2 separate regions of the Homo sapiens genome follow, and region 1 is linked to region 2. A link is a contact called in ENCODE Hi-C or POLR2A ChIA-PET data. All regions are on one chromosome and are shown on one strand. Each heading gives the region's core, a stretch centred on a gene start or an enhancer-like site at or near the end of the contact. The rest is flanking DNA. Distances are from core to core; before and after follow the strand shown.

Region 1 (5,646 bases), core at 562-3,061, 36 kb before region 2:
GAAAGAACAGACCAGTAGCCAAAGCAACAACACAAACAGATGAGTTGACTTAGTCATTTTCATACATAACCCCACCAAAACAATAAATAGAGCCAACATTTTCTCTTTTTCTTTTTTTCAGGGTGGGAGGGATGGCAACCACTTCCCTTAACTCCTATGTAGAAGACACCCTTTAATTGGCCTCATTTTGGAGGATTCAATTCCAGAATAACTGCCTTTGAGGTAGATCACCCTTCATGTCAAAAAAGCCTGCACTGAAACAGACACTATCATTCAAATATGTTAAAAAAAGCAGTGTTGAATGTCTAAACACCAGTTTCTGTAATGCCAGCTAGCATCCTGAACCACATGTGATGTATACATGATTTTTTTTTTTTTTTTAAGATAGCTGACTCTCACTGAGTGGATATCTGTGTTTTCACTATGGAAGCAAGAGTCAGCAAAGAAGAACCTTCAATCCAAATGAACTGCAGGAAAAGATCAACCCCTGCTTCCTAGCCAGGAACAATGGACTCACCCTGTGAACATACAAAGTTCTCAGACTTCTCAGCTGGTTAACAAAAGAAATTTAAAATGTAAAATTGAAAAGAATGTTATAGTGACTAATTTAATCTAAATGATGCAATTGGAAAAGTTAAGAATAAATCCAAACACACACATTTGCCAATTTGGGGACATAATTTAACTCTTTTCCACAAAGGCACTGAAATTCATTTATGAATACCAACGTTTTCATGATTAAATTATATTAAATTCTAGACCTAGAAGGAAGATAGTCATTTTACAAAACATGGTTACCATTAAATGAAAAATTTAAAGACCTAATAGCGGTGTTGCGGGTGTTTAAACATTTTCTTTAATAAGCTATTATAAATACTCATACTTCATCTTCTACATTTGAGTGTGCATGTGTGTGTGTGCATGCACAGACACACATATTACTAGAGTCAAAATGTTGCAGGCACAAAGCTTTCCCCGATCACATCAGTAGATGGTACATTCCTAAGCACTCCTCAGCCATGGAAAACACCTGTTTCTTCTATTAATAGTGAGCTCGGTTTTCAGGCTTGCATGTGTCTGGGTGTATCCTCAGCACGGAGAGGAAGTGCAAGGCAAGGAAGAAACTCTGACAAGGCTGGAAAGAAATAAAAACTGTTGCTGGATTGGCAGAAATACGATATAATGAGATATCGATTATAGATGCCAATCAAAGAATAAAAAGAAAATATGTAAGAGATCTATCTGTGAATGACTAAAGCCTCACACTTCCCCAGGAAGTGAAATTTGCAGGTTATCATGGGGTATTTTTGAGATGCCTGATGCTGGTATAGAGGACAGGCTCTGGAATAAAGACTGCCCGGTTGCCCATCCTGGTTCTGCCCAGTTTGGGCCATGTGATCTTGACCAACTTATTCCTTAACATCTCTGAACTTCTGGTCCTCATCTGTAAACTGGGCATAATAATCACCTATTCTCATGTAAGCATTAAACACACAGTAGAAATAAAGCACTTAAAATCTGCTAAACAGATAATGAGCAACCTAACAGCCAGGTATCATCTGCATTTCTCTTGTCTTGCTCTGAAACTGAGATTTAGAAAGCGAAAATAAACCTTTCTCAGAATCCTGTACAGCTAGGGACTAAAGACCTATTTCTAGCCAATGAAATGTAGGTGAAAGTTGCTGGGAGGATCTTCCAGGAAAGGTTTGCAGTTGGGCCAGACCTCAGCTAGCCCCAATTTTTGGCTCTAGCCCTTCTTCCTGTCTGAGGCAATGCCTAGAGGTTCAGTAGCCGCGCTGTGATCATGAGAATGAATGATACATGCTGAAGATGACACAGCCGGGAGCGGGAGTCTGGGCCCTTGATAACACTGCTGAATCTCTGTCCTGGCTGCACACAATGAGGACATTATTTGACATTAGGACTAAGGTGACAAGACTACTGGGAAACTCTAAGACAATTCTGTTCCTTTTGAAAATCAGATTAATTTGCACCATTATTCATAATAAAAACTAAACCAATAAATAATATACAAGTTAAATAAAATTTTATTTATGTTTAAATTTTTAAAAAGTTTTAGAAAATAGCATTTTATAATATGTTGCTTAAAAATAAAATGACAGAGATATGGAGCAAGAAAAAGTGAGAGAAAATGAGAGCTGACTGGAAGTACATAGACTATAATAGGAGGTATCCTAAGTGGTTAGAGCCATGGATGATTTTAATTCTTTTTGTTATTTTGTATTTGCACTTGACTAGAATTTATCAGATTAAATATGTATTTCAGTGTAATAGAGGAAAAAAAGTTAAAAAATAGACAAAAGGAAACTACATGTAGAAAATGTCGAAAAGTAACGCCTCACTTACACTTCATTTTTCTCAGAGAGAAGCTAAAAAATTCGACTTATCACCTACTTCACAGCAAATACTAAATACAAAATAGCTCTTTGTTTCTAACAAAGTCCTTTAATCATTATTTTTAAAAATTACTGTATCTTTTGGACATCACCCTTACAACATAGGGATGTAACTCCTGCTGATGAAATAGTTTAACAGCCAGGAATTCTGACTGGAAGACAATCTAATAACACACACAGAGCACAAACCTACATGAAATGCCACACAACATGTAACTTGGGAGAAATGGCTTATGAAAACTGTAATTTTTTTTTTTTAAGACGGAGTCTCACTGTCACCCAGGCTGCAGTCCAGTGGCGCGACCTCAGCTCACTGCAAGCTCCGCCTTCCGGGTTCAAGTGATTCTCTTGCCTCAGCCTCCCGAGTAGCTGGGATTACAGGTGCACACCACCACACCCAGCTAATTTTTGTATTTTTAGTAGAGACAGGGTTTCGTCATATTGGCCAGGATGGTCTCAATCTCTTGACCTTGTGATCTGCCCGCCTTGACCTCCCAAAGTGCTGGGATTACAGGCGGGAGCCACTGCGCCCAGCTGAAAACTGTAATTTTTATTTTTATTTTTATTTATTGATATTATTTTTATCATTATTTTATTATCATTTATTAATATTTAATATTGTTTTATTATTTTTTTGAGATGGAGTCTCGCTCTGTCGCCCAGGCTGGAGTGCAGTGGCACGATCTTGGCTCACTGCAACCTCCGCCTCCCAGGTTCATGCCATTGTCCTGCCTCAGCCTCCCAAGTGGCTGGGACTACAGGCACCTGCCACCACGCCCGGCGAATTTTTTTGTATTTTTTAGTAGAGATGGGGTTTCACCGTGTTAGCCAGGATGGTCTTGATCTCCTGACCCTGTGATCCGCCTGCCTTGGCCTCCCAAAGTGCTGGGATTACAGGCGTGAGCCACTGCGCCCGGTGAAAACTGTAATTTTTAAAAAGTGTCCTAGAAGTTACCGATTCCCTGTGCAACACCTCACCTGTTTTTCATTAGCCTCAGCTCTCGTTTGCGTGTTGCTTCTTCTGCCAGCTGCTGGGGACTGTGCAAACTTCCGGGCGATGCAGCCATCACCACTCCCTGTGGCAAAGCAGCAGTAGGAGCTCGGATCTGGTAAGTTGGCATGTCACCAGTGGCAGCTGCAGTAAAACAAAATATTTTGAGCTTATATAAAGAATTCATAATTTGGCATTTTACATAAAACTGATCTGGAAATGATATACTTTTGACATCTCATAAGAGGTGATCTTGTAATGTTTAAGATAATTATTCTGAGCATTATAGCAATCTCAAGTATTAAAGATCTTCTTCAGCACTTAGAACAATGATATTTAGCATGCTCTAAACACTTAAGGTAGAAAAGCATCCTAATGCATTTTAGACAGGTTTTTATCAAAGGCAAAAGCTTAAGATGCTCATTTAGCTTAAAGTCAGTGGTGTGCTAATAAATATTTAAGAAACAGTCCTCAGGACAAAACAATGAAAAAGCCCTGATGTGTAGTGTTCAGTAATTCTCACGATGTAAATACTTCCACCATGGCCAGTTTCAAGCTACCAAGGTGACTTTCCTGAGCGTAGAGTTGGAAAGACACACACGTGGTAAGCAGCACAGCATACAGACAAAACAGATGCCAATACCCACAGAGCACAGAGAAAATACTTGGAAATTATGAGTTTTGAGTACTAATGTTTTTAATGTGTAAATTGTGTATGTGTATGTATATATGCATATATATATGCATGTATATATATACATATTTATACACACACATATTTTTTTTTTTTTGAGACGGAGTCTCGCTCTGTCGCCCAGGCTGGAGTGCAGTGGCGCGATCTTGGCTCACTGCAAGCTCCGCCTCCTGGGTTCATGCCATTCTCCTGCCTCAGCCTCCCGAGTAGCTGGGACTACAGGCGCCTGCCACCACGCCTGGCTAATTTTTTGTATTTTTAGTAGAGACGGGGTTTCACCGTGTTAGCCAGGATGGTCTCAATCTCCTGACCTCGTGATCCTCCCACCTTGGCCTCCCAAAGTGCTGGGATTACAGGTGTGAGCCATCGCGCCTGGCTTTTTTTTTTAGACAGAGTCTCACTAAGTGGCTCCAGGCTGGAGTGCAGTGGTGTAATCTTGGCTCACTGTAACCTCCACCTCCCCAGTTCAAGCGATTCTTGTACCTCAGCCTCCCAAGTAGCTGGGATTACAGGCGTGCACCACGACACCTGGCTAATTTTGTATTTTTAGTAGAGATGGTGTTTTGCCATGTTGGCCAGGCTGGTCTTGAACTCCTGACCTCAAGTGATCTGCCTGCCTCAACCTCGCAAAGTGTTGGGATTACAGGCGTGAGCCACCACGCCCGGCCTGAAAATTTAATAATAGGCTCTAGCAAGCCAGGAGGAGCTGACTGTAGCACACCACTGCAAAAATTTCCATTAAGCAGAATATCTCCATCCTCTGAATGTTTCAGTTTAGAGATTTTCCTATACTCCATATCATGCCTGAAACAGTCACTGAATGTCTTTAAGTGCAATTCTCATTACTAGAAAATCACTGAAGCACTGGAAGGAATTGAGCTCACTGCAGTTTCAGTAAAAAAAACAAAAAACAACAATAAAAACCCAGCAAAGCTCTGCTTAAACCTAGTTTCTCTGGGGAAAGATAATTTTTCTTTCTTAGGTTTCTAGGAAAATAATACATTTGTAAATATTCATTTAAAAGTATTGTCTAAGCATAGTATAATCATACAGTTAAAATACAGCGTTTAATATTTACTTAGTATTCAGATCAAATACTAAAAGTAAGTTCTCAAAGTTTCCTAATTTATATTCAAAATTTGTCTACTGCAAGAAACATAGCTTCCTAGAAAAGACAGATGGATTCGAGTGATAAAACATTTCTACCACCAACGCTTCAACATTGAGAACGTATGGTCCAGAGTTAGTTTGTCACTCTGATGAGACATTACAAAATACATGCTCTCTCAAAGCTAAGTGCAAGAAAAAAGATTTTTTAAAAAGTTATCAAATTCTATAACAATTGCCTGAACTAAATTCCAATCAAAAGAGGAAAACACAGCATTTCTGTATTTCATGAAAATGTATTATACCCAATGAATAAGAAGTGAAATGCTACCCATGGGAGACAAATACTTTGTCAGCTAAATAGGATATTATCACTGAAACTTTGTTTAAAAAAGTTAAACAAAGATTAACTGATTTATGTGCTTCTATTTGGGTAT
Region 2 (5,960 bases), core at 3,302-5,801:
ATGATGAGAATTATTCTTACACTTCTGGGAAACACAGGAGAAAATACCCATGCCACAAAGATAATCAAGCTTTTAATGTATGTGAATTTGTCACATCAGGTATCTTGTCGCCACTCTTATCATTCTACTGTGATAAACTACTTGAACACGCAAGAAAAGGACTATACTATGTATACGTGTCTCCATTTTCCTCACAGATTTTTTTTTTTGTCATCAATTAGGTTCAAATAATTTCAGCATTTAAAGGATAATAACTGACCTTAAAAATGAACAAAAATAAATTCAGTAATTAAGATGCATACTTTAAAAAATGCATATTTAATAATTTACATCTATTGATGGAAAAAATGTTTTAACTTCAAGAAATGTTAAGGGTAAAATACATCTCTGGATCACAACCACAATAATAATCATATCTACAAAAGCCAAGGTTTAATCGAGAGGGATACATTAATAATATCATCTTACCAAGAATTATGTATACCGAATTTAAAATAAATTTATATCTACCTACTAAGGTGATTATAAATTTATATCTACCTACTAAGGTGATTATTCATGAAAACAGCATCAGCACTGGCTGGGCGCAGTGGCTCACGCCTGTAATCCCAGCACTTTGGGAAGCCGAGACAGGCGGATCACGAGGTCAGGAGATCAAGACCATCCTGGCTAACACGGTGAAACCCCATCTCTACTAAAAATACAAAAAAAATTAGCCACGCATGGTGGCGGGCGCCTGTAGTCCCAGCTACTCGGGAGGCTGAGGCAGGAGAATGGCGTGAACCCGGGAGGTGGAGCTTGCAATGGCCCGAGATCATGCCACTGCCCTCCAGCCTGGGCGACAAAGCGAGACTCTGTCTCAAAAAAAAAAAAAAAAGAAGAAAAAAAAAGAAAACAGCATCAGCACTATAATCTTTATATTACTGTGTTTATCACACATCTTCTCTGATGCACCCTCAAAATATTTTTCAGCACCCTTGGGGAGCATTGCTAAATAAATCTGAGTTTGAACACAGAACAACAAAGTGAAGAAGACATGAACTGCTCATCTGCAATTACTCAGTCCCCAAATGAAAAGTTGGCAACAAAGCTGCAGCTCTGAAGTGAAACCTACGTACCTAGCAGGACACAGAGCACCTTACGCAAGGAGAAGAGATTCCTCCAAATATCTAATAAAAAGATTTGCGTATAAGCACTTCATAAAGAAAAATGATAAATGAATTAGTGAAAGAGGAAAAAAATGGCTCAAGAAAGTCAAAGACAAAACCATTCAGGAAGGAAGCTAACCTGAACGGTGTGTATTTCTGATGACTGAATAACCCATGGCTGTGGTGTCTGAATTACTCCCTGGACATGTATAGTTTGGCCCGAAGGTAACTGCACTAGAGTTACAGCTGGGGAGCCTCTTCTGGTGCCTGATCCAGCCACAGAAACCTGCCAAAATGATCACCATTGAGGATTAAAGCTGGACCTTTTTTGTTATTGTTTTTGCTATTTTTAAGTAATACCACTCACTAATATGACTGGCCTACTTCTCTTTTTCCTGCTGCTGAGAAATGACAAACTATCTAGGATACTTACCATCGGGAGGTGGTTACTGTCCTGGAACAGTCATTTTCTGATGTGACATTTATTAAGGAACACATGCTCCTTATCGCTTTTGGTGCCCATACTTCGGTGGCTAAGAATGTTCCAAGCACAAAGTTCTAAAGCAGTTAAACTACCTCACTACGACCTCACGCCTACTAACAGTGAAGCCTTTCTTAGGCCAGAGTATAAACTACCCTCTAACTTCTTCAGAGAAATTGGAGATAGAACTTAACTATGGTTCTTTTTTTTTTGAGACGGAGTCTTGCTCTGCTGCCCAGGCTGGAGTGCAGTGGCGTGATCTTGGCTCCCTGCAAGCTCTACCTCCCAGGTTCAAGCCATTCTCCTGCCTCAGCCTCCTGAGTAGCTGGGACTACAGGTGCCCGCCACCACGCTCAGCTAATTGTTTGTATTTTTAGTAGAGACGGGGTTTCACCCATTAGCCAGGATGGTCTCGATCTCCTGACCTTGTGATCTGCCCACCTTGGCCTCCCAAAGTGCTGGGATTACAGGCGTGAGCCACTGTACCTGGCCAGTGAATTATTTTTATTAAATGTGTGACATATGATATTCTAGTGTTACTCTGGATGTGAGCTGATGCTTTGTCTCTAGACTGATAAAAATCACAGTCACTGTTATGCCCTCATAATAACTAAAAAGGCATAGGCCGAAGAAATTCCAGGACCTTTCAAGCCCCTGGTGTCTCTGACCCAGAGAAAGCTCATGCCTTGAAGGCTGATGAGGCCTCTGGACACTTTTCCTCTCCCTAGCTAAAGCATCCAGAGAGGCCAGAACTATCACTTAACTTTGGGCAGAGATCAGCACAACAGCCATCTCCTCACTACTTCCCTGAGTTCCTTCAACAGAGATCCCTACCAGAAAAACACGATACTAACCACTCCTCTGGACTCAAAACCTGCCAGGTTTTCTAATTAGTAAACAACTCTGTCCTATAGGCTAGCATAATTGCAGAAACTTTGCCTCATTTTACTAAGATTCACCATTCATTATGACTTACTCAAGAGTCAAAGACCTTGGAAATAAGTCACCAGTGTCTATCATGAGTGGTAGTAGAACCACAGCATCTAAAACAATTTTTTCAAGGAAGACTTTGTGTGTGACTTCACTTTGAGGAACACCAATGATTTCCAACTTATATTAATATCTGAAAAGAATTATTAAAAACTGGGTTTATAACAAATAACTAAGATTTATTTACATCATCATTCCCTTGGAAAACTAACTTCTCTGGCAATCCAAAAGTTAAAACATGTTTTATCCGTGTAAGAGAACCTAGGTGTTGAGCCTTGTACTAGGTGCACTATTAGAAAATAGAATTAATAAAACTAGCACCTAAGAAACAATGGCACACCAAATAGTACAGAACGAATTGCTCCATTTTAGAGGCCATGAATATCACAGGAGTACAGAATAGAAAGATCAGTATGGGCCCAAACAGTAAGTGAGGGCTTTATGTAGATGCCAGAGCTTGAGTGAAGGCTTGATCTAAACCTAGATAACAGTTGGACAGATAGTGTGAAACCAGGACAGAGGCAACCAATATGTAGCCCACAGGGAAAATTCAGCTCACCTACCCCCAGAGTATTATCATCTAGTTTAGATTCCAGGGAAAAGAAAAACATCCTCCCATTATGGAACCAGTAGATTTAACAACTGCAAGTTTTAAAACATTGGATTTATTCTACAAATGTTTCCGGCACAAAAGGCAACTCTGTATGAATTATACACCTCTATAGTGACTAACTCTCAAAAGATAACTCTTTCTCCTCACAACTAATTCTCAAATATTTTAGTCTCAGGGCATCTTTACACTCTTAAAAATTACTGATGACCTCAAAGAGCTTTTGTTTCTGTGATTGATATTCAGTAGAGGGCTGGTAAACACTTAACTAGATCTTAAGAAGGAGGAACACTGACTTGTAGCGTTTGCTCACTTCTGTGATGTAAGTACTCCTACTATGGCTGATTTCAAGCTGCCAATGGATGACATTGAACACAAAGCCGGATAAAGATTATACAATTGGTTTTCACTGGTACAAGCCAGCTGTGCACACCACTGGTTATATATGTTGATATTTAACATACTGGAAATTAAAACAGAAATTTTAAAAATAGTAACTTATTTTAAAATAATAAGTATGTGCTACCATAAATAACATTTTATGAAAAATGATTACATTTTCAAAAAAATCAGAAGAGTAGCACTGTTTTACATTTTTACAAATTATTTTAATGTCAGGTTTAACTGAAGATAGCCAGATTCTCATATCTACTTCTACACTGAATCTGTTGCAGTATGTTGCTTTAGTTGGTATGTGAAGAAAATCTGGGCCTCACAAAGACTCGTGTTAGAAAAAGGGAGGAATATTATAATAGCTTCTGTAGAAAATCATGGATATTCTTCATGGATACACCAAAACTTGACAACTGATTGTCTCTTAAGGATTAATTGCAACATACAATCTGAGACAGTATCAGTTACATTAAAATCCATTGATCTGTCTTGTACTTTGGATGAATCTCTTACCCACGTAAGATTTTGTAACATCCTGAAGTATTCATTTGGAAAATACTGGCTCACTGAGTTCAGGAGATCTTCCAAACGTGGACACATTTCATGACACAGTATTATAAATCACATTTCATTAAAGTATAACCAGTTTGATCAGAAAACTATGAATATTGTCAAGCTCACAATGGCAGATGCAGATTTTCCAAAATTCAAAGTTTTGGCTTAAAAGCTTGTGACAATAAACACCATGAGTTGTTTCCCTTGAACTGACAAGCTCACTTCATTTGTTTTTGAGGAAATGTCTTCAAGTTTGAATAGCCATCATTTGGAAATTAGTCATTCTTTTGAAGAAAATGACGTTCTGTGGAAAAACAGGCAGCTAATTCATCTTGGCACTCAAATAACACACGTGCTTTTCCTTAAGAACACCATGGGTCGTCAGGACGCAGCGGGGGGGTGCTTTCTGCAGCTGTCCCACTTCAGGACACAGAATATCAAAACAGCATGTACTCAGAGTCAAGATTTAATGCAATGGTAATTTTTACTGCTTCATCAAAGATATTCTTAAGTAAAACTGACTTAAAAAAAAAAAAACTGCAAGTGGATGGCAGTGAAGAATACAGTTAATACTAACACAGTTTGTGTCACTGACTTGAGTTAAGGCACCCAACAATTTACCACTCCCCCACCACCACTGTTTTTGCACCATCAGTGTGGATATCAAAACAGAGAAAAAGAAAAACAACATCTTAGCATCACCGTGAAAATGGTTTTGACCTAGCAAGCCTCATGAAAATGTCTCAGAGTCACCCCCAGGGTTCTGCACACCACACTTTGAAAACAGCTATTCCACACTAATCTAGCCCCTACACCCTGGCTTTCAGCTTAAAGAACTGCTCAGACAGGCTGAGATTTCAGCTCCAGTAGAGCAGCAGAGACAAAATAAACATATCCAGTAACCCTGACAGAGCCCATGTGTCAGAGACTGGCAAAATAGAAATTATGCTTTATAACTACATAAAACAAAAGAAAACAAAGGAAAAAAATTAACACAAAAAGAAGACTTCATTGACCAGCTTCTATCCCATCAGCTCAGGAAATTGGGACATGATCTTTAGTTCCAGATTCCAAACTGAGCTCTCTGGAGGACCCAGTACTCCACCACCACTTCTCCCACCCACCACCATGTGTAGGGACAAGCCACAGGTAAGTAAGGAGGGTAGAGTGACTTGATTTTCCTCTGTTCCTTTCCTTTTTTAAAAATGCAGTCACATAGCTGGGTGGTGGAAATTTCTGAAGATATTACATTTTCTCAAATCAAAATAATTTTCTTTTTAGAATTAAGGAGCTCCCAAAGCTTGTCAGATCCCAGTGGCTCTCAATGTTTTACTCTTTTTTCCAAGTACATAGAATAAGGTATCTGAAGACAATGTACTTGAAACTATAGCGGGGGAAACCCAGGGGTCCTACAAGTATTCTCACAAACTAGACCTGTGGGTTGAGATGGCAGGTGGTGTCCACATTCATTTTTTGTGGGGAAATGCCCAGCTTCAAAGAAATCAGATTATTATGGAGAACAGAAAAACAATTCAACAAAGATTCATGGGCATCTGATAGGCATAAATCATCCTTTACATTGCTTTAATCATCTTTCAAGTACAATTATCAGAATTTTAATTAAACAATAACTCTATCAAAAATGGCTAAGTCCTCATGACTGTAATCCCAGCACTTCAGGAGGCCGAGGCAGGTGGATTACCTGAGGTCAGGAGTTCAAGACCAGCCTGGCCAATATGGTGAAACCCTCTCTCTACTAAAAATACAAAAATTAGCCGGGTGT

What was found. Hi-C counts contacts between places; a loop is a spot of excess contacts on that map. ChIA-PET counts read pairs that join two places held with the same protein, here RNA polymerase II (POLR2A). Pooled maps may share reads with other maps.
Region 1: a map of endothelial cell of hepatic sinusoid shows a loop between it and region 2 (4-fold over the local background). The contact joins two enhancer-like sites. A Hi-C loop is called at or near these places in 3 of 168 maps with a recorded cell type or tissue (endothelial cell of hepatic sinusoid, endothelial cell of umbilical vein and psoas muscle), 1 of 37 single-sample maps with no recorded cell type and 2 of 50 pooled maps. POLR2A ChIA-PET finds 5 or more read pairs at or near these places in 20 of 52 experiments (B cell, BJ, GM10248 and 15 more).

The regions. Positions count from the first base shown.
Region 1 is chr10:35,204,801-35,210,446 of GRCh38, reverse strand. CREM (cAMP responsive element modulator) reads right to left here. Exons shown (of 8, transcript NM_183011.2): 7 at 3,396-3,552. Among named protein-coding and RNA genes, the nearest start is that of LINC02634, 37 kb to the left of the region's middle. Within about 2 kb of position 1,811, at least 8 of the 41 ENCODE cell types and tissues checked have a DNase peak (open chromatin) inside an H3K27ac peak, as active enhancers do.
Region 2 is chr10:35,171,327-35,177,286 of GRCh38, reverse strand. All of the region lies in intron 3 of CREM (cAMP responsive element modulator), which reads right to left. Among named protein-coding and RNA genes, the nearest start is that of CREM, 47 kb to the right of the region's middle. Within about 2 kb of position 4,551, at least 4 of the 41 ENCODE cell types and tissues checked have a DNase peak (open chromatin) inside an H3K27ac peak, as active enhancers do.